Linked DNA regions of Homo sapiens: all the other regions are linked to region 1. The links are chromatin loops, found by intact Hi-C in ENCODE. Cell type or tissue: PC-3. All regions are shown on one strand.

Evidence for each region. A loop is a pair of places that touch in the nucleus more often than their neighbours do. Peaks named below come from ENCODE experiments on the same cell type or tissue, not always from the same donor. Only the 100,000 strongest peaks of a DNase experiment are listed, where the experiment ranks them.
Region 2: it touches region 1 in a loop (7-fold over the local background); 3 of 110 quality-filtered maps call a loop at or near these places.
Region 3: a loop joins it to region 1, with 5 times the contacts of the local background. A loop is called at or near these places in 2 of 110 quality-filtered maps.

What each region holds. Positions count from the first base shown.
Region 1 is chr7:18,173,537-18,181,536 of GRCh38, reverse strand. It overlaps a transcript of HDAC9 not described here. Among named protein-coding and RNA genes, the nearest start is that of MIR1302-6, 50 kb to the right of the region's middle. RefSeq lists enhancers at 3,107-3,216, 3,881-4,025, 6,336-6,425, 6,446-6,595 and a cis regulatory region at 3,945-3,962. In PC-3, no CTCF peak of the experiment used is centred here; DNase peaks (open chromatin) are centred at 2,236, 3,076, 3,596 and 3,926; H3K4me3 peaks cover 2,461 bases; H3K27ac peaks cover 4,715 bases.
Region 2 is chr7:18,316,569-18,324,568 of GRCh38, reverse strand. It overlaps a transcript of HDAC9 not described here. Among named protein-coding and RNA genes, the nearest start is that of HDAC9, 180 kb to the left of the region's middle. In PC-3, CTCF peaks have their summits at 3,195 and 3,394; a DNase peak (open chromatin) is centred at 3,408.
Region 3 is chr7:17,766,208-17,774,207 of GRCh38, reverse strand. No RefSeq gene overlaps it. Among named protein-coding and RNA genes, the nearest start is that of SNX13, 170 kb to the left of the region's middle. In PC-3, a CTCF peak has its summit at 4,177 (motif pointing left); DNase peaks (open chromatin) are centred at 777 and 4,177.

The DNA of each region.
Region 1 (8,000 bases):
ACAGGCTACACTACACATAATCCTTGTAGTTACTGAAATGATTTACAAGTACTGAGGCATGCTGGTGGCTTGTGCTCCAGAACTGTGCAAAAGGAGACATACAAAGAATTAATCCAATAGTCTAAATTGTCTCTTTTACCTTTATTTTAGCATTTATTCTGTATGGTAATCTCACCAACAATATAATGAATTTACTAAAGGCATGATCAGTGGGTTATTCCTATTGCCTAGAACAGTGTCTGGCACATATTAGGCATGAAATAAAAGTTTGGTGAATGAACAAATGAATGAAATGAATAGCAATTACAAGCCAAGCCAGCATGACTTCAGATATTATTTCAGGCGTTTAGTAGCTGAATAACAACCTCCCAAAAGATACCCACATCCTTATCCCTAGAACTTGTGAATGTTACCTCTTAGGGAAAAAAAAGGACTTCCCAGACATGCTTAAAGGTTCTGAGATGGGGAGATTATCTCAGATTATCCAGGTGGTCCCAAAATACAATCACACATATGCATATAAGAGTGAAGGAGGAGGAGATTTGACACACACGCAAAAGAAGGCAATGTGACCCCAAAGGCAAAGACTGGAGTGATACAGTCACAAACCAAAGAATGCCAGCAGCCACCAGATGCTAGAAGAGATAAGAAACAGATTGTCCCCTGGAGTCTTTGTGGGGAGCAAGGTCCTACTGACACCTTCATTTCAGCCCAGTGAAACTGATTTTGGACTTCTGGCTTCTGGAACTGTGAGAAAATACATTTCCTTTGTTTTAGGCCACCAAGTTTGTGGTAATTTGTTACAGCAGCCACAGGAAACTAATACAAGATAGAAAACTGATATCCAGAGAGATAAAGTAACTTGTTCTCAAAGGCCCAAAGTTAGTTAGGGCAGATTGGGGTTTCCAACAGGTATTTCTTGGCTCCTTCTGGTATTCTTATTCTTTCCAATTTACTCTGCTACCTGCCACATGTTATACAGCCCATTGAGTTCTGACACTCTTTGATCTAATCTAGGTACCAAATACAACCTCTCATATGGCCGCAGGATGGAAATTGTAAAATGATCAATCTCTCATACTCATCAATCTTATCAGTGACTTAGCTGATTTGGAAAAAAAAAAGAAAAAAGAAAATCACTTGACAAAAATGACAAAACAAAGTTGCTAGCACAAGGTCCAGAAAGAAACACAGAGCAAACATTTTCAATGCACCATATATAATGAATTTACAGCAGCAAATGTCCATAGGTTAAGAATGTGGTGTGTGTGTGTGTGTGTGTGTGTGTGTGTGTGTGTGTGTGTGTGTGTATGTGTCTTGGGGAGGGTGCTCACAAGAAATGCTGGCATGACAAACAGTGTAAAAACACATCAAAAGATGAAGCAAGGCAACTAAGGCGCTCACTACTGGGGGTAGGATAAAGTAAGGAGCTGACATGTAATTTGAAAAGGATGGCATAATTCTATGTGCTCAAAAGTGAGCAAACCTAAAGACAGAGACAAATCTGGAAATTGTGACAGAGCTGGGAGATGATGGTTTTAGGCCTCAATCTCATCAGTGTGGAGAGGCTTATAGACATGAGATTTTTGTGACATTCAAAAAAGGATAGTTACAGGTCACGGTTGAGAGAAAAAAGCACATATTTATGTGTGATCATTCTAAATGAACATGTGATACTTTACTATCTCTTGTACAATTACATCTTTTATGATACCAACATAACAAATTCATGACATATTTTCCAAATGAGGAATCTGGGACAAAGGGAGATTTACTAAATAAAAGATAGATGACAGGTGTTTCCAGAGCTGCGTTTAAGTCCTTGGGCTTTTACTAAGAACTTCAAATATGCATTTGTATAATTTCTCATTAATAGATAAACAGATAAGGTAATAAAATATTCAAAGAAAAGACGTTTGGGTTTATTTAGACCCAATGAGTGTGAACACCATTTTTCCTTAGGAGAGGGAGGGTAGAGAATGGAAAGAAATATAAGAGAGGTAGAAGCAAAAAAAACAAAGCTTATTCATCCTTATATAGTGGTTAAGAACATAGAACCCCAACAGGATATAAACATTTCTTTAATGATCCTGCAGTAATAACAAGCAAAATAAACAGTCAAACCTTAACATGTCCCTCCTCCCTTAGGACCTCAGCTTTACCTTGTAGTTTAAGAATTAGTCACTCATTTGGACTGGGGCAAGTCCCTATGGATTCAGAGAGTTTGCAATCAACTAATGGGTTATGGCATTATTGTTAGTGGATGATACCCCACAGGAGGCTGGACTATTGCATCAGTCAGGGTAAAGACATACTTGCTATGTGTGTGACAAACAAAAGCCTACCCAAGGTGGTTCCTCAGAGAACTCTGAATGAAAGACATGCAGTGCTTGCTTGTTCCACATCTGTTATTTCCATAATCTTTAGAAAAATAAGCTTCCTGGGCAAATATGAAAGGAACTCCATTTGACCAGATACATTCCAAAGTAAGAGATCTTGTTCTCCATTAAATGCCATACCACAACACTGTCAAATAATGAAGCCAAAAACACATCTTTAATGGAGACACACAGAAAGTTTAAGATCCTAATTTAATCTTAATAAAGACTTCAACCATTATATTAAAATATTTATTAGTCTATCACTTTAAATAAGAGGAACTGAAAATGTATACAGATTGAAAAGTCACAAATTTTAAGCCGGATGTTTTCCTTTCTATGTATTTTACTGAAGGTCCTCAGAAACGTAGTATATTTAAAAGTTACTGCTAATTATACAGTATGCAAAACTGTATTACTTTTTAAAAGTATAAAGAATGTTGGATCAATGAATTCTAAACTAACTTAAAACAATTTCCTGCTCAACCACAATTAAAAATCATGTCACTCTTTCCACTATTCTTAACCACAATACATATTTGTTTTGGGAGAGAGGTGGTTTATAAGCATTGAAACAGGGAGAAGTTCAAGTTACTAAAAGGAAAGAGGGTGGTAGGTCTGCTTCTACCGCTGTGCTAGCTGAAGAAGAGCCAAACTTAGCAACTTCCCCACATTTAGAGAACTCAGTATGAAACCACAAGTCTTGCAAACAATGACTACCCTATTGCAATGTTTGTTGTTCAATGAATAGATAAGCCACCTTAGAAAGAGGGGGGCCGGGTGCAGTGGCTCACGCCTGTCATCCCAGCACTTTGGGAGCCCAAGGCATGCAGATTGCCTGAGGTCAGAAGTTCGAGACAAGTCTGGCCAACATAGTGAAACCCTGTCTCTACTAAAAATACAAAACAATTAGCCAGCATGGTGGCATGTGCCTGTAATCCCAGCTACTCGGGATGCTGAGGCAAGGGAATTGCTTGAACTAGGGAGGTGGAGGTTCCAGTAAGCCAAGATTGTGCCACTGCACTCCAGCCTGGGTGACAGAGCAAGACTCTGTCAAAGAGGAGAGGGGAGGGGAGGGGAGGTGGAGGAGGGAACGGGAGGGAAGGGGAGGTAGGGGGATGGAGGAAGTTCAGTGGATAGCACTAGAGGTGAAAAGAACCGAAAGTCAACAAATGAATAAGCAAAAAGAAAAGGGATATGATTCATGACACATATGAAACAGTTTGGTTTTGCTCAGGTATATTCAACTGCTTCCCTCCTCCCCAATTCCATGCCCCTAGCACCACTATAATCAGCCTCCTCACAAAGTGCCCTTTATTCTTCACTTATTTGGCTCCTTTTGTGTGCTGGGCAGTATATTACTTAACTAAGAGAGCAACCATAAATACAGCTGCCAACTGCTTCACTCTATATACACCCCACAAAATGTACTTAGATGTCCCTTGCCCTCAAAAAGCTAAGCCTATTAGAGAAGACAACCCCAGTACTAAGGTAAGTTCCAGAACTGAGAGAGGTAACAAATGTCAGCGTCACCCAGGAAGGCCTCACAGAAGAATGGAGTAGGAGCTGGGTGTTGAAGATAAGTAAACAGGACACTCCCAGTGGTGAGGAAGGGTCATTCAAAGGCCTCCAAGCAAGAAAACTGGACCTGGGGAAGGTAAGCAGCTCTACATGTTGAACAGAGTGGGGTTCATTGAGGAGAAAAATAAGATAAGCCTGAAAAGGGTACGGGTTCTTATATACCTTAAATAGATGTGATAGAGAGCCACTGACATTTCTTATACAGGGCAGTGACTATATCAGAGTTAGGCTGAGAAGAGATTAATCGCACCATAGACAACAGACTTGCTAATCAGGAAGCTCAGACACAGATCCATCCGTCTTCAAGCAACTTCACAGAATTTAAATGCAGGTACTAACAGGGTGTACCCAATTTCCCTTCATTTCCCTTCCTCCTCACGTATTTTATTTTCCATAACTTACTTATATAGACCCCAAATCTTTTCTGGACTTAGGCAGAATAAAAGAAAAAGAAAGAAAACTAAGAAAGGTAGGAAGGCAGATGGGTAGGCGGATTATCAGTTCTCCCAACAGAAGGGAAAATGACATACAATGTCTACTTTGACATACTTTATTGAAATTCAAAGACTCGATAGTGTACATTACCTAACTCAAGTTATGGTATGTATTATTTTTCCAATATCTATAGTTGGCTTCCTGCATTTTTCTGCTAATTTCTAGGTTCTTTCATTGACATACCACGACCTGTTAAAATCTTTCAATTTACTGTTTCACTTTAAACATAAAGCCAAAGTAAGATACATCCAACTCTTCTTTAATAAAAAAGGAAGCACAATAATACAGACAAAAGGATAAAAATGCATTAAAAAATAACATAAAAATTATCCAAACATGATGAAATAATCTGTACACCAAAGCCCTGTGACACACAGTTTACCTGTATAACAAATCTGCACATGTACCTCTGAACTGAAAATAAATTTTTTAAAAAATTACCCAAACAGAATTTTCATAGCTGTATACTTTCATTTTCTAAGAGTTTAAAAAAATCTCTAATTATAATAATTTTTCAATACACATAAAATGATAGGAGACAGGGCTTTTGGAAGATCTAGTTAACAGTCACTGGGTTAATAACTTATTTTACAGACAGTATACCCTAAACAATAGTAACATATCCCAAAATTTACATGTCCATGAACCACCAAGCAAATATTTGGAATTCCAGTGACAAACCAAACAAGTAACTACAATGACTTGCAATATTTTTTTCCTTATCAGACAGAGATTTCAAAAACAGAGGTTCAAGATAACAGTCTGGCTTTTCCCATTTGTACGGCATTCCTGGATCTTCAGAAAGCACTGGAGATCTCAAGACCAGAAAAACACAGGGAAGGAAATCAAGCAGGCTTTCCAGTAACAGCAGACCGAAAAACTGTCACCAGCTTTTATTAAACATGTTTACATTCCTAGAGAGTCCAAAACTCATGACTAGTTTTTCTCATGAATAATGTCATTTTGACATTTCTTTCTGAAAAACAATTTCTTCTGAGAGTTAAAGATAAAAGGTGAGTGCTTGGTCATACACCACTATGATTATCTGCCCTCTCACAGAACTCACAGAATTCCAAAGAAGGCAGAATTACTAGGGCAAATTCCAGCTCCAAAGGAAAAATCCCCAGCTCACCCAGAACACTTTCCAGTGGAACTACATTACTGGTATGAAGAGAACATTTTCTTGGACATTAAGAGCCTGGGAGAAAAGGTTAATTATGCAATGATATGTGAGGAGCAACCATCTATCATAAGCAGCAAGAGCCTTATATAATCAAGTGCCAGGAAGTTATTCTAAAAAAAGGGGGGGGGGGGTTAAAAATAATTTTACAGATTACCTCAAAGCTTATCAATTTCCTATAAATCAATACAATATTTTTTAAAAGTTCACCAATAATATGGTCATGAGTCTTTCATTTGGATATTAAAGCAACTCCAAAGCAACACAAATCAACACATAGGCATGCATTATAAAACTATGGACTGGTCCGTTCCAAGATGGCCAAATAGGAACAGCTCCAGTCTGCAGCTCCCATCGTGATCAACACAGAAGACAGGAGATTTCTGCATTTCCAACTGAGATGCCTGGTTCACCTCACTGGGACTGGTTGGACAGAGGGTACAGCCCATGGAGGGTGAGCTGAAGCAGGGCAGGGCATCACCTCACCTGGGAAGTGCAAGGAGTTGGGGAATTCCCTTTCCTAGCCAAGGGAAGCCATGACAGATGGTACCTGGAAAAACGGGACACCACCCAACCAAATACTGCGTTTTTCCAATAGTCTTAGCAAATGGCACACCAAAAGATTATATCCCACTCCTGGCTTGGCAGGTCCCACACCCACAGAACCTTGCTCACTGCTAGCGTGGCAATCTGAGATGGACCTGCAAGGCAGCAGCCTGGCAGGGGGGAGGGGTGTCCGCCACTGCTGACGCTTGAGTAGATAAACAAAGTGCTCAGGAAGCTAGAATTAGGTGGAGCCCACCACAGCTCAGCAAGGCCCGCTGCCTCTGTAGACTCCACCTCTAGGGGCAGGGTATAGCTGAACAAAAAGCAATAGAAACTTCTGCAGACTTAAACGTCCCCTTCTGACAGGCCTGAAGAGAGCAGTAGTTCTCCCAGCATGGTGTTTGAGATTGGAGAACGGACAGACTGCCTCCTCAAGTGGGTCCCTGGCCGCCATGTAGCCTAACTGGGAGACATCTCCCAGCAGGGGCAGAATGACACCTCATACAGGCAGGTGCCCATCTGGGATGAAGTTTCCAGAGGAAGGATCAGGCAGCAATATTTGCTGTTCTGCAGCCTCCACTGGTGATACCCAGGCAAACGGCGTCTGGAGAGGACCTCCAGCAACCTCCAACAGACCTGCAGCTGAGGGTCCTGATTGTTAGAAGGAAAACTAACAAACAGAAAGGAATAGCATCAACATCAACAGAAAGGACATCTACACCAAAATCCCATCTGTAGGTCACCAACATCAAAGACCAAAGGTAGATAAAACCACAAAGATAGGGAGAAACCAGAGCAGAAAAGTTGAAAATTCTAAAATCCAGAGCACCTCTTCTCCTCCAAAGGATCGCAGCTCCTCGCCAGCAATGGAACAAAGCTGGACGGAGAATGACTTTGATGAGCTGACAGAAGCAGGCTTCAGAAGGTCAGTAATAACAAACTTCTCCAAGCTAAAGGAGGATGTTCGAACCCATCGCAAGGAAGCTAAAAACCATGAAAAAAGATTAGACAAATGGCTCACTAGAATAAACAGTGTAGAGAAGACCTTAAATGACCTGATGGAGCTGAAAACCATGGAATGAGAACTACATGACGCATGCACAAGCTTCAATAGCCGATTCGATCAAGTGGAAGAAAAGGTATCAGTGATTGAAGATCAAATTAATGAAATAAAGCAACAAGACAAATTTACAGAAAAAAAGAGTAAAAAGAAACAAACAAAGCCTCCAAGAAATATGGGACTATGCGAAAAGACCAAATCTACATCTGATTGGTGTACCTGAAAGTGATGGGGAGAATGGAAATGAGTTGGAAAACACTCTTCAGGATATTATCGAGGAGAACTTCCCCAAACTAACAAGACAGGCCAACATTCAAATTCAGGAAATACGGAGAACATCACAAAGATACTCCTCCTCGAGAAGAGCAAACCCAAGACACATAATTGTCAGATTCACCAAGGTTGAAACGAAGGAAAAACTGTTAAGGGCAGCCAGAAAGAAAGGTCAGATCACTCACGAAGGGAAGCCCATCAGACTAACAGCTGATCTCTCTACAGAAACCCTACAAGCCAGAAGAGAGTGGGGGCCAAAATTCAACATTCTTAAAGAAAAGAATTTTCAACCCAGAATTTCATATCCAGCCAAACTAAGTGAAGGAGAAATAAAATCCTTTACAGACAAGCAAATGCTGAGAGATTCTGTCACCACCTGGCCTACCTTACAAGAGCTCCTGAAGGAAGCACTAAACACGGAAAGGAAAAACCGGTACCAGCCACTGCAAAAACATGCCAAATTGTAAAGACCGTCAATGCTAGGAAG
Region 2 (8,000 bases), 140 kb before region 1:
TATACAGCACCCAAGAAAAACCGTAAGCCATTTAAAAGCTATTTCCTTTACTTTTCTTTGAGAGAAATGCCTAATTAGCTATTGTAGAAAGTTAACATTATGAAGTACCTACAATATGCCAAAGACAGTTGATAATTCTTACATCCCTATGAGACTGGTACTATGATTATCTCCATTTCAGAGACAGGAAAATTGAGACACTAAGAGGTGAAGTAATTTGCCAAGAAATTGAACCGGGGTTTGCCTAATTTGAAAGCTTCTTCTATAATCACATCAGCATGGTTCCTACTAGCATTTTGTAGCCATAATAAATGAGGTCATCTTGACTGCACTTTCTCTCCTCTCTCAGGGAAAGCCTTCCTCATCCTTCAAAGTCCAGAAAAATGCCACTTCTTTGACTCCCCTCCACTTTGTGTAGTTTTGGAGATATAGATTGAATGTCTATGTGCCCCCAGCATTCATATGTTGAAGCTTCATCCCCAGTGTGATTGTATTTGGACGTGGGGCTTTTGGAAGCTGATTGGGTAATGAGAGCTGAGACTTATGAATGAGGTTAGTGCTCTTATAAAAAAGATCCCATAGAACTCCCTCACCCCTTCAGTCATATGAGGACAAAGTGAAAAAAAAAAAAAACAAAACAACCATAAGCCAGGAAGCAGGTCCTTCCTAGGCTCTGAATCTGTCAGCACCTTGATCTTTGACTTCCCAAGCTCCACAACTGTGAGAATAACTGTATGTTGTTAAAGTCAAGTGGTCTATGGTGTTTTTGTTACAGCAGCCCAAACAGACTAAGACACCTGACTTTTCCTGAGATTCCCCAGCAATTTGTTCTTCTTGGTACTCACCAAAGACTATTACAGTTACCAGGGTGGGTGTCCCTGGTCAGGTGTCAAAAGCTTAAGACTTGGAACTAGGTCTTATTCATTGTTGATCCCCAAAACTTAGGACATGGGAGCTTTTAAAAGATACAATGCCTCTAGGCTCCACTTCCAGGGATTCAAATTTGTTAAAGCCTAGACATCAGCATGTCTATAAAAATCCCCTGAGGATTCTAATGTGCCCCCAGGTGAGAAGCCCTGACTTTGGGCTTCATGAGAGATAGTGAGGACTGGAGCTTTCACTGTGGGTGAGGTGTGTATCCCTTTGAGAGGTGTGACTCTCCACTAAAGTGTTGAGAATAGTCTATATGGAAACAAAGGCCCAAGCCAAGAACTGGGCCAACAAGTCAGAGGCTACTGTAATAATCTGACAGAGAGAATAGAGCTTTGGACCAGGGAGGTAGCAATGGAGGTGGTGAGAAATAGTCGTGGGTCTAGATATATTTTCCCTAGTAGAGCCAATAAGAAAGAACTGGAAATCAGTGGATATGGAGTCTGGGAGACTGAACGGGTTCAAAGATAACTCCAAGGTTATGGGCCTGAGCATCTAGAAGAGTAGGTTTGCTACTTTCTAACATGAGGAGGCCTTAAGAAAGGATAAATAACACATAAACCTTTGATGCTATTCATTCCAGAAGTGGGCCAACCATCCTTGAGGTTGACATTATTTAAAATGGCATCCACCCTTTAGTAATGGAGTTCTTTTCCCTGTCATACTTTCTCCATCCTGACACCCTTCTCTAAACCAGGCACCTTTTCTTCCCCAAGCCAACTTCCCAGCCCTTCCCAGAATCCTCCTTTCCCCTCATGAATCCTTTCTCATTTCCCATATGCTTATTGGAGGTATTTTTCTCCCAAGGGGACATTATTCTTGCTTCTTTCTTCATCTTGAAACTAACTGTTATTTTTCTCTCTCCTACAGTGACCCCACACTTTGCCTTCAATCCTGTTCTCGAATGTCGGCTTACTATTATCCATGACTGTCTGCTTTCTTCTCCTGTGCACCTAACAAGAAAACCACCTTGGATGCCCCTGCCAATCGGCAATCAGCATGATCCTCACCAGCATACTGTAGAGGTGGAAACAAACAAAAAACATTCTGCGTCTGTCTATAGAATTAGATCCTTTCAATATGGAAATAATAATCTCTTGCTAAGTAGAAGATAAGGGACGCGGTATATCAAAATGATACGTTCCCATTAAGTAAGCCTTGAAAGTTATTCTCACTGACAAATCAAAGATGTATCTAACTATACTCTTGGAGGTAAAATGGATTCTGTGATATCTGATATGGTAATCCACAAAAATTAGTTACTCTGTGATAGCTTAGAACCATGACAGTTACACTCAATATCCCTTTCTCAACATCCAAAAATCTTTCTCTTATGCCCAAAGTTTGTGATTATGAAAAAGAAACAGGCCAAGTAATTCAAATTGTGATGCTCACATTCATATCCTAAAGTATGGGACTAGAAAAAATAATTTTCTGATTGTGCCCCAGCTTTACAGATGAACAGTGTTTAATGCTGCTAAATCGATAGTGAAGAAGGGATTACTTTAATACAGGCTTTACATGTAGATGATATTGTTCTAAATGTTATTGTCAGGAGATGGTTCAAATAAGAGAGAAAGGACCTGAGAAGGCCGAGTGACATGGGAGCTTTACATTTATTCCACTAGAAATCTCAAAGGCATTCTCACCTCAAAGAAGAGTAAAATAAATTTAACTAGTTTGAAATGTTAAATATCTCTCTAAAAATGAGGCGAATACATAATGGAAAGCAGAAATATTTCGATTTCTGCCCTACTTTTTATATAAATTCTAAATGAAATATTCAAAGCTACAAAAAAGTTACAGCTCTCCAATTTAAAAGAAGTGGATAACAACATTTATATGGTTCTATTGTGCACCAGGGCGCGTCTCATCTGGGGCACACTATACAATTTGATTGGAACTTGGCTTAGTTCAGGAAAGAGAAGAAAAGCTAATAAGGCAATTATTCATGTGCTACCTAAAATCAGACAGGAATTTGAACCTTCTTCAAAAAGGCACAGTATATAAAGGAACAGTCTTTCCAAACCTCACCAATATGTACAATTTCTGAACTAAACCACTTTCCCATGTAATTTTCTTATTCCTGTAATTCCACAATAACACAAACATTTTTTTAAAAAGCATATAAAATGATTCTGTGGTTAAAATGGAGTATCTTCAGCAACATAAAGGCATATCACCTATTTAGAATGGCCTGTTATTGAGTTTATGACCATTCTCTAGCTCACCTTTTTCCTTTCTCTTGTGTGGTACATGGAATATGGTAAGTATTAAAAACACATGTGAAACAAGTAGGGAGATGAATAAGGTAGATGAACTAATGATGAATGGATAGGATGGAAAGAGTATGAAGGTTCTGAAGGTCTGGAGTTAACCAGGGAGGAGAGAGAATAATATGTAAGGGAAGAGATAGAAAAAGTAGTTGTAAATACTAAGAACAATTTCCATCTCCTCCACTAGGTGGACTCAAGCCAGATCTGACTTGAGTAGGGAAATTTCTGACACATCTATAGAACTTGCCTTACATATGTTAGAGTCCTTAGGCCTTGAGGTGTGGATAGAGGAACCTATTTGGTCAAGTTCTATGAAAATACGTAGCCTACAAAAATGGCGATTGCATATGTTCAACCTAAGACAAATATTTTTATTCTCAATACTAGTTATTTCCTTAATTATCTCTCTCTTCTCTCTTCCTCTAAACCATGACTTAGATAAATGTGCTGGAAAGTGGACAATTGGAAAGTTCTCCTAAAAAGTTTATGGGACTGCTTGAGGTCACACAGCTGGCCACAGGCAGAGCAGGGGCCAAGCAAATAGGGTCTACCCCCGGCCCAGTGCTCTTTCCACAACACTATTGTGACAACTGGGGTGGGGGGTGTCCAAGGAGAGAAACAAAGTGGGAGGAAATGTCAGACTTATCTGCTCACTCAGAAATTCACTAAAGGACATAATTATATCTACCAAAATAGAGATCCCTTCCTCCTCATATACCAGAGCACAATGAAGGAATAAAAAATGAGTCAGCAGAAAGAATGACAGGTCCTTCAAGTTCCATGAGCTAACAGCACTTTTAAAGAGTAAATCCCAAGTTTGCCAAATTCAAGAGTCCTCTGCTGGTGATTAGTTAACGTGATTGACAATAAGGGATACTCTGAAGAGCCACCGATCCTGCAGCAACACATCTTTCAAGGTTGGACAGGAGAGCCGGTACAAAGGATTTTATTCCCTCAGTCATTATTACTGTCCTGAAAAATAAGAGCTTGTACTATTCACAGCAAGCTCCTCCATTAGCTGGAAGTTAAAGACAGATTTCGAAGCCTTGTGGAGGTGTCACCACTGGATTTAATGAGAAATCAACCACAGAGTACAGGAAGGGAGAAAAATACAGTACAATCAAGTATCTGATCAACCCAAATTAATCTCATAAGCAGATAAAAGGAAGTTAATAGGCTGCTACTGCAAGCATCCTTGATGATCACTGGGCCCCTCAGTGTGGTTGAATGTCCTCAAGACATTTCATCCACGGATTTGCTGATGAGCCTGTTAAAAGTCAGGCTGCCTATAGTGACTAGCAGGTGCTGAAGTAAGTTGGACTAGAGAGTGAAAAAAAATCTTTAGTTCCCACCACCCCTTGTGAATTGTTAAGGTTAACATTTGGACCTGAAAATTGGTCATCAACAACAACAAAAACCTGCTAGAGTAACTAAAATAGATTCTATATGTGAAAAAGAAAATTACTTTTCTCACTCAGTTTGTGCTCCAAGAAAAAAAAAATCAAAATACTGGATGAATGTTGTGATTGCCTGCCATTAATGGCAAAGCTGTTATTTTAAACAACTGCAAAGAAACTTTCAAAAGCCTTCAATAATTTCAATAATATTTAAGCCTAGCTGTAGATGACAAATACATAAGTTGGATGGCTAAAAATTTTTTTGAGGAACACAACAGAAGTGCCTCTTAAATTTAGCCTTTTTTATGTTTTTGTCAGAGCTAAATTACAAGCAATATATTGGTGAGTTTTAAAAGTCAAAAAAGAAAGTAAATTTAGCACAGAGTTTACAATGGCAATTTCTCATTCCAATAATGATGGGGAACTCATAAAATTTAGGCTTTGCAAGAATAGCAGATTTGTTTGACTTATTTTTAAATTTATAGGCGTCAACAAATAACATAGTTTCCAAATATTTGATCTGATTTTTAAAATCTGGCTGGGAATCTGCAAGTTTCCATTTTATTGGTTGCTAGATGAGCTTTTATTTGTAGATACATTGTGCCTAATTTTAAACTGCATTTTGGCTTTATAGTTTATGTTTAAATGCATAAACACAAAAAGAAGGAGATAACTAAAAGATACTTAAGATCTGAAAGGCGATTTTGAAAGTTTTACTGAACCCCAAACAAATCTTCACCAGCAACAGAAACTACTCTAGTTAGTATGAATAAAAAGAAAATACCAGAAAATAAATACCACGAAGTGTTTTTGTTTCAACCATCATGGCGTTTTTAAGATTATCAGCTCAGAACTGTAAAAGCAATCAACAATTACGGTAAATGCTACTACGCTAACAAACATTTAACGTTTGTTTGTATCAGTGCTTGTCACACTACAGGTTACAGAGGAATCCCCCGGAAATGCAGATTCTGACTGAGGAGGTCTGGAATGGGCCTGAGATACTGCATTTCTTGGATCTATCTGCTGTGATACAAATACTGCTGATCCCAGGGCGAGACTTTGAGGAGCAAAAGTCTGTAATGTACTAAGCACTATACTAGTCGTTATGTTTTTACATTTAACCTCCACCACCCTATGATATAGGGAGTATTATCCCCCCTTATCACATAAAGAAACAGAGGAAAAGAGGTATTTCACATAATTCTGTGACAGACCCAAAGTATGAACCCAGGTCTCTTTGAAGCCAAAGCACAGACCTTCTCTGTAATAGTTTACTGCCTTCGTCTCTCAAGAAAAGAATTGATCATCATCAGTAGTTAATGCTACTTACTAGCAACTTGCTAATTCATGATGAATTGATTCAAATCAACAATAGAACAGTTTAAAAATCCAGATGCTGAGGCCCCACTCCACTTTACTTCTTTTTCCATGAATGCAGTAGGAATTGTCAGTTCTAAATATTTTCACCATCTCCACAGGTGACTCCAGGTATCACTGAAGTTATTCATTAGTTATTGCTGTCTGTAGTTATCGTTGAAACAAATGCCATCTGCATTCCATTTGTTATTGAAAACAGTAAGTGTGAGGTGTGGTTGCTGATCAAGCTGATCACCAAGATGGAAAGGATTTCATATTTTTTAAAAAGGCAGATGTTTATGTAGCATTTTTGTATTGAATTAAAACATACAAAATTTAATCTTTCTATTAATCCCTTGGCCTGAGCTACAGTCCTATTGTAATTCTCCCTTACTTCACGAAGGGCTCTGATCCAAGAGATGCTGGCGTATCTTGCAGCTGCAAGTAAAAAACCATCCCATTCTAACACCTCCCTAGGAGGCCAGGACACTGGGATGAACCAGGCTCTGATATAATTCTTTTCCTCTCTCTTTGATGCTGTTTTGATGGCAAGCACATGTCATCAAAAAATATATGATTAGTCAGAGCTCCTACAGGCAACCATTATCATATTTTCTGGAGTTTAAGTAGGGCAAGACTCTCTTCCCATTTCCACTCTTACCAACCATTTTAAAGAGCCTGTATACAGGCCATTTATGCAAGACAGAGCAATAAAATTTATGAAGAACTTTTGGCAACACGGATTTCTGTTAGACTACTAAGTATTTCTGTTAGACTACTTTGGTAACACAAAAGTAGTCTAACAGAAACAAAACACAAAGGATTGCCTTACACCATAGATTTACAGATTTTCCCCAAAGTAGAAAGTCCCATCCCCCGAAACAATTCCACAGGTGGCCAGAGGCTTTTCACTGCCTTGACACTACTTTAGGCAGCAGTTGATTTAGCAGTTATCAGAGAACACAGATATGGCACAAGCACGGCATGCCATCAGTAACAACTGGAGCCAGTTACTCAACTCACGTTTGGGAAATACATACGTGAGTCATAGGTTCTACTATTTTTGTCAACATTACAAGTGACGGGATATTCCTATACAGTTTTTCTTCCTATATTTTCAAAAGTCCGTTTTAAGATTCAAATTTATCAGACACAAGTCAAGCATACTTAATTTCAGCATTTTATTATTCAAAATATATTAAGAGCAACGCCCTCAAGATAATAAATTCACTTTTTAGAATAATCAGAGAGCCATGACTAATTATAGCTTTAGTCAAGAAAATCTGGCTGCTAGAAATAAACATATGATACAAAGTTACTCAATCACATCTTTCATTCATTACTACACTCATGAGTCTTTTAATATGGCTGAATTTTTATTTTAATTTAATTAATTTATTTATTTATTTTGAGACAGAGTCTCACTCTGTCACCCAGGCTGGAGTGCAGTGGCGCCATTTATTTATTTATTTATTTATTTATTTATTTATTTATTTATTTATTTATTTATTTTGAGACAGAGTCTGACTCTGTCGCCCAGGCTAGAATGCAGTGGCGCCATCTCGGCTCACTGCAAGCTCTGCCTCCCGGGTTCACGCCATTCTCCTGCCTCAGCCTGCCTATTAGCTGGGACTACAGGCGCCCGCCACCATTCCCAACTAATTTTTTTGTATTTTTAGTAGACACAGAGTTTCACTGTGTTAGCCAGGATGGTCTCGATCTCCTGACCTCGTGATCTGCCTGCCTCGGCCTCCCAAAGTGCTGGATTTATTTTCTTATTTTTTATTTTTGAGACAGAGGCTTGCTCTGTCACCCAGGCTGGAATACAATGGCACAATCTTGGCTCGCCACAACCTCCAACTCCTGGGCTCAAGCGATCCTCCTGCTTCAGCTTCCTGAGTAGCTGAGAATACACCACCTGAGTAGCTGGGTGTGCGCCATGACACCCAGCCAATTTTTTTTTTTTTTTTTTTGGAGAGATCTGGTTTCGCCATGTTGCCCAGGCTGGTCTCAGACTCCTGGGCTCAAGCAATCCATG
Region 3 (8,000 bases), 410 kb after region 1:
CTTGGAAAGAAATTCAGATGACTTCTAATATTTATCAGAGATGAAACTATTGATTCATACCTTTAAGGATGATACGTTCAGAATGCTAATTTCAAGAAGAAATAACAGTTGCAAAGTTGTTTTATCTCAATGTTTTACTAGAAGGAAGACCTACGTAAGTTTGTCCCAAGACTAAGGCAAATCTAGAGGACTGATGCCACAGGCTGGCCAGGTACCACTGGCATGAGGGACTGAGAAACTTGGGATGGAATGCACTGTATTGGAAGAGGGTTAAAGAATGGTAGGTCAGGAAGGAAGGGGTGGGATGTCTATCACTCATTTAGATGGTCCTCAAGTCCTGTTTCTGCTATGAGTCTGAAAGTAAAGAGTATAATGAAAGATAAGATCGAAAATGAATAAATCTAGGACATTGAGAGCACAAGGTGTCAGGAGCTTGGCATGGAACTTAGGGCTTTACAATCTGGGCACAGAAATGTGAGAGTGAGGGCCTTAGCAGCCATGGTGGTACCTTTACAGGCATTAATCAGCACAAAACTGAGCAGATGAGAGTTAAAAAAAAAAAAAAAAAAAAAAAGGCTGAAACCTAAAGAGTAGTCAAGAAGACCGGGCTAAGGGACACAGGCGATGTCTTCTGGAACAATTTAGGGAGAATTTAAGGCACCTGTAGGTCTCCCAGGATGGATGAACAAGGGAGAGAACCGGTCATTCGTGGCTATATTGCAACCCAGTGTTTATCTACAGGCTGTGCTGACAAAGCTTATTGTGCAATGGGGTTGTGTGGCTGCTCTCTTTAGAACTGCTGCCCCTTTGGTCTCCTATTTAGAATTTATGAATCATCTAGTACAAGAGAGTTACTTCAGACTATGACAAACCAATCAGTGCTATTGTGGTGAAAGTTTCTAGCTTCCTTAAGTCTTTCTAATAAGCTAAGGCTCATTAACAGATAATCCTCTGGCAATAAATTGGAAAATAACAATAAAAGGACAGTTGTTTTATACTGTTCAGCTAGTTCTTGAAGAGATTGGTTTCTAAAATACACAGTCTTTAAAACTGTCCACAGAGTAGGATAGTTAAGCTTTTGAGATTGTTGGAGAACAGAGCCTGCTATTCTCTTGGAATATCTTTCATCAGCAGGTGCTGTTTCTTTTTCTTTTCAAGACATTAAAAGATCAAAGAAGTATGAAATGTGCCCTAAGGCAGCTGAGCTGCTAATCATACACATAAAAATGAAACTGTGATGGGGGTTGTGAACAAACGCCTTTTGGCACCTGCTTTTGTCATCTTGGTTTGTTTTTCTTCCCACAGCATTTTACACCTCCTAATTTAATTTGTGTCGGGGGGGGCCCCCCTTCTTCCAGCTGTTCAGACCTAGAGGGCACAAACACACTTTCCAGCTGTGGTTATTGCAGCTTAACATGGAGCAGGGATTGAGCCAAGAGCACTGGCCAAATCATATTCAGGCCTTGAGGTCTAGCGCTCACACCGCCTTATCCACTGTGAGCTGCTAACTTGAGACTGTGAGTCTGATAGGGAGTCTGCAAAGTTCAAACACTGTCAGGAAGTTTATCCTATTCAAACAGTGCTTTCAAGGGGACTTAGAGGGACATTGGCTCAGAGTGGCCCATGTAGGAGCTTTGCAATATGAAAAGGAATTTTGGTTGGAGTAGCTCCTGTGACATTCTCGCCATACTCCATTGAATTTGTGCCAGTCCACCTCTCCATTCTCAGGAGAGTCAAGCTGCTGTTTTGATATGCTTTCTAGGGAATATAGGCAGATCCTGGGTGCCAACAGCAGGCACACACACCAAGCTAGGAGTATGAAAAATTAGAAAGTTTGCTTTTGGTTCTGCACTTTAACACAATGGCAATAATATGAACAGACAGTGGTAGTATGCTTTCTCTTTGGACCACAGACAATGGGAATTTAACCTTAATCCTCAGTCCTGCTGCTTTCCAAAGGAAGATGAAAGGTAGTTGCAGAGTTGAGCAGACAGAATGATACGAATTTGAAAATCTCAGCAGGTGTGGGGCTCAGTGCGCTATCCTCAGGGACAGTGCTTCTCTAGATCTGTTTTCTGCTGAAGCCATCACTGTAAAACTACTGTTCATTATTTCTGTAACTTCCCCAGGACGATAAGGGATGTCAGCAATAACATGGTACATTAAACAGACCATAAATTTATCTCCAGGACTAAAATAATACTTGAGTGCAAAAATAAATGGATCTGGCTGCCTCATAAACTAAAAACTTAGTACCCAAAGGGACAAAATAAGCCCAGAAATAATTCAAAATACATAAGAAAATTCACTTCATGATAGAAGGACATCTGAAATTAGTGGGGCAAAGAGGGCAATTTAATAATGGATGTTGCGACAAATAATGAGCTTGTTCATACCTTACCTGTGTATCACAGTAAACTTAAAATACATTAAAAATCACACATTTAGAAAGAAATCCTGAAAGCACCAGAAGAAAGTATTAGGATAATTACTTTTTATCCTTGAAGTGGAGAAGGTCTAATGATGACTCAAAATCCAAAAACCATGAAATAAATAACGCAAGTACATAAAATTAAAGATAACTTTTGCATAGTAAATTATACCATAAGTACCTAAAAAGTTAAATGAAAAATTGGGAAAATTTTTTAACTCATGTAACAAAGACTAAATTCCTAATACATACAGATCCAAAATTCAATTTGAAAAAAGATTTATTTTAAACATAAAGTCAGCATATTATACACATTCTGACCCTTGCCTTTCAGCTCAGTGAAAGCTTCTTAGTTTTTCACAGCTGCGTTTCATTGGGGGAATCATAATTTCTTTAACCATTCCCCTAGTGATGAATATATGAGTTTGTTTTTCCAAATCTTCTGCCATTAAATCATTTTTCAAAAAGAAGAATTATAATGTTCAAAAGCTTAGACTCTGAAATCTGGTTGCCTGTGGGTTCGAGTTTTGGCTCTGTCAATTTCAAGCTACTTAACCTTGGGCAAGTCTTAACCTGTCTGTTTCCTCATTTGTATAAGAGATTTGAAGTTAATAGAATCAACAACAGGAGACAGTTGTGAGGATTCAGGGTGCTAATATGTAGGTAAAGGACTTAGACTAGTACCTGGAGCACAGTAAGTCCTCTGAAAGTGTTAGCTGTTATTACCACTATGTGCCAAATGGTAGAAATTGGACTAACTTTATAAACTTCTGCTTTTATAATGTTTAGGACTCATGGTAAGAGAGGCAGAACTTAAAGGGCAGATGCTGTCTCTTAATGGCAAAAAGGGAAGTCCAATGGTGAGGCAATAACTGTTTCTTGCTGTTTAATGAACAGCTGCTTAAAAATGCAGCATGTCAGTCACCAGCGTAGACATCAGTAAATGAAAGGAGTGGCTTTGAAACGTGAATTTTATTAAGTATAGCAGGAGATTCTGCTGCAGATAGACCCAGAAGACATTTTGAGAAAATAATACTATCCCCTGGGTGAACGATACTCAAACTGTAACTATAGTGCCTTAGAGAAATTGATCAGGTTCAAGCTTCATGGACGTTAAGCCATAGTTTAGATATTTAAAAACATCATAGACCAGCCCAGGGAAGAAAATTTCAATGAAGTATCAGAATGTATGATGTTAACTTTATCAAGTCATTATTACTTCATAACTACCTTCTGGGTATGTTGCTTGTTAGTGTTTTGCATTCTAATTTATACTGTAGGTCCTGAGGTCTGGAAGCTTGATTTCTAGTTTGTCCCCTAAGTCCAGGACATATTCTCTTAACACATTTTGTTAAACACATTTTAATGCTCTCTAAACACATTTTTACGTCATTTAGAGCTACTAAAGATAGAGGGAAGTTCTAATGCTTGCTTCAAGATTTTTTGTAGCCCTGTGAGATCGAGATTGGTGGTATAAAAGAAATAGTACAAGCTTTATAGTCAGTCAAATCCCAGCCCATCAATTACTAAACTGGGAAATGTTGGGAAAGTTATTAAACTTAGAAAATCAGTTTCCTCTTTTATATCATGGTGGTAATACTGTACTCTATTCCCACAGTTATTCTAGAGAATAGAGATAATGCCCATAAAGAGGAAGCCACGCAGCAGGTTTTCAATGAATGGCAGTATTATTTGATTAAAGCTGTCTTTTCTAGGGACTTCTCTTCTTGTTGTCTGATGCCCCCTCCTGGACAGTCCAGAACCTGAGCTGAGCAACTGTCAACATCACTTGCTTGAAACTAAAGGTCATGAGGTATGCAGAAGCAGTGTTTTAGGAAGAGTCTGAAATCAAAGCCAGAGCCAGTCCAACCAAGGGGCAAATCCAGAGGGTATGGTAGAGGTGGAAACCAGAGAAATTAGATGAGGGTGGAGGTGGAAGCCTGGAGGAATTGTCTGAATGACAATATAAGATATTACTTCCCACTGATAGTTACATGCCCAGAATTTACATACATTATCCCAGTTAATCTTCACCAAAATCTCATAGGACAGTGGTCCCCAACCTTTTTGGCACCAGTGACTGTTTACGTGGAAGACAACTTTTCCACAAATGGCTGCGAGTGGGATGGTTTTGAGATGAAAGTGTTCCACCTCTGATCATTGGGCATTAGTCAGACTCTCATAAGGAGCACAACCTAGATCCCTCACATGCACAGTTCACAACAGGATTCATGCTCCTATGAGAATCTAATGCCACTGCTAATCTTACAGAATGCGAGGCCAGGTGCGGTGGCTCACACCTGTAATCCCAGCACTTTGGGAGGCCGAGGTGGGCGGATCACCTGAGGCCAGGACTTTGAGACCAGCCTGACCAACATGGCGAAACCCTGTCTCTACTAAAAATATGAAAATTAGCCCGGTGTGGTGGCGTGCGCCTGTAATCCCAGCTACTTGGCAGCCTGAGGCATGAGAATCACTTGAACCTGGGAGGCAGAGGTTGCAGTGAGCCAAGATCGCACCACTGCAGTCCAGCCTGGGCAACACAGTGAGACTTTGTTTCAAAAAACAAAACAAACAAACAAACAAACAGAAAGTGGAGTTCAGGTGATAATGCTTGCTCACCCACTGCTCACCTCCTGCTGCACAGCCTGGTTCCTAACAGGCCACAGACCAGTACCGTTGATGGCCCAGGGATTGGGGGCCCCTGCTGTAAAACATAGGAGTAAATATTAATAAATTTTGATTAAGCAATAGCTTCTTACATGTGACACCAAAAACACAAAGAACCAAAGAAAAAAATAGATACATTAGACTTTATCAAAATTAAAATTAAAAATTTTGTGTTTCAAAGAGCACTATCTAGAAAGTGAAAAAACAACCCACAGGGAGAAAATATTTGTAGATTATATATCCGTTAAGAGACTTGTAACCAGAATTTCTAAATATATATATATATAAAGACTGTATAAAGAACTCTTACAACCTAATAATAAAAAGGCAAACTATTTAATTAAAAGATGGACAAAGGATCTGAATAAACATTCCTCCAAATAAGATTTACAAATAGCGTGTGAAAAAGAAGTTCAACATCATTAGTCATTAGGGAAATAAAAACCAAAGCCACAATGAGTTAGTACCTCATATTCACTAGAATGACATTAATAAAAAAGATAAAGACATGGAGAAATACAAAACTGATGGGAATGTAAAATGGTGCAGCCCCTTTAAAAAACAGTGTGGCAGCTCTTCAAAATGTTTAGCATCGAGCTACCATAATACCCAGCAGTCATGCCCAGATTTATACGCAAGGGAAATGAAAACATATATCCACACAAATTCTTGTACACGAATGTTTATAGCAGCACTATTAATAACAACCCGAAGATGGAGGCAACACAAATATCCATCAATGAATGTATAAATAAAATGTATTTATACAATGGAATTTTATTTGGTTGTAACAAGGAAAAAGTTTTAATACAGTCTACAATATGGATAGAACTTGAAAATACTATGCTAAGTGAAAGAAACTAGTCACAAAAGGCCACATAATGTATAATTTCATTTATATGAAATGACCCAACAGGGAAATTCCATGGAAACACAAAGTAGATTAGTGTTTACCAGGGGCTGCGGGAAGGAAGAGAGCTGGGGAGTGACTGCTAATGGATATGTAGTTCCTTTCTGGGGTGATGAAAACATTCTAGAATTAAATAGTGGGGATGGTTGCATAATTTTATGAATATACAGACATACCTCATTTTATTGTACTTCTTCACAAACTGAAAGTTTCTGGCAATCCTGTGTCAAGCAAGTCTTAATCATTGGCATCCTCCAATGAAATATACCTGCTTTGTGTCTCTGATTCACCTTTTGGTAATTCTTTTTAATATGTCAAACTTTTATTATAATTTTTAAATTTTATTTTAAATTTTATTTTTCCATAAGTTACTGGGGTACAGGTAGTATTTGGTTACATGAGTAAGTTCTTTAATGGTGATTTGTGAGATTTTGGTGCACCCATCACCCAAGAAGTATACACTGCACCATATTTATAATCTTTTATCCCTCGCCCCCCTCCCACCCTTCCCCCCAAGTCCCCAAAGTCCATTGTATCACTCTTATGCCTCTGCATCCTCATAGCTTAGCTCCCACATATCAGTGAGAACATACGATGTTTGGTTTCCATTCCTGAGTTACATCACTTAGAATAATAATCTCCAAGGCCAGGCGTGGTGGCTCACGCCTGTAATCCCAGCACTTTGGGAGGCCAAAGTGGGCGGATCACCTGAGGTCAGGAGTTCTAGACCAGCCTGGTCAACATGGTGAAACCCCACTTCTACTAAAAATACAAAAATCAGCCAGGTGTGGTGGTGGGCATCTGTAATCCCAGCTACTTGGGAGGCTGAGGCAGGAGAATCACTTGAATCCGGGAGGCAGAGGTTGTGGTGAGCCAAGACCACACCATTGCACTCCAGTCTGGGAAACAAGAGTGAAACTCTGTCTCAAAAAAAAAAAAAAAATAATAATAATAATAATAATAGTCTCCAATCTCATCTAGGTCACTGCAAATGCTGTTAATTAATTCCTTTTTATGGCTGTGTAGTATTCAATTGTATATATGTACCACAGTTTCTTTATCTACTCATTGATTGATGGGCATTTGGGTTGGTTCCACGATTTTGCAATTGTAACTTGTGCTGCTATAAACATTCATATGCAAGTATCTTTTTTGAATAATGACTTCTTTTCACCCAGTAGTGGGATTGCTGGGTCAAATGGTAGTTCTACTTTTAGTTATTTAAGGAACCTCCACACTGTTTTCCTTAGTGCCTGTACTAGTTTACATTCCTACCAGCAATGTGGAAGTGTTCCCTGTTCACTGCATCCGCACTAACATCTACTGTTTTTTGATTTTTTGATTATGGACGTTCTTGCAGGAGTGAGGTGGTATCACATAGTTGTTTTGATTGGCATTTCCCTGATCATTAGTGATGCTGAGCATTTTTTTGTATGTTTGTTGGCCATTTGTATATCTTCTTTTGAGAATCGTCTATTCATGTCCTTAGCCTACTTTTTGATGGGATCTTTTGTTTTTTTCTTACTGATTTGTTTGAGTTCATTGTAGATTCTGGGTATTAGTCCTTTGTCAGATGTATAGATTGTGAAGATTTTCTCCTACTCTGTGGGTTGTCTGTTTACTCTGCTGACTGTTCCTTTTGCCATGCAAAAGCTCTTTAATTATGTCCCAGCTGTTTATCTTTGTTTTTATTGCATTTGCTTCTGGGTTATTGGTCATGAAATCCGTGCCTAAGCGAATGTCTAATAGGGTTTTTTCCAGTGTTATATTCTAGAATTTTTATAGTTTCAGGTCTTAGGTTTAAGTCCTTAATCTATCTTGAGTTGATTTTTGTATAAGGTGAGAGATGAGGATCCAGTTTCATTCTCCTACATGTGGCTAGCCAATTATCCCAGCACCATTTGTTGAAAAGGGTGTCCTTTTCCCACTTTATGTTTTTGTTTGCTTTGTTGAAGATCAGTTGGCTGTAAGTATTTGGGTTTATTTCTG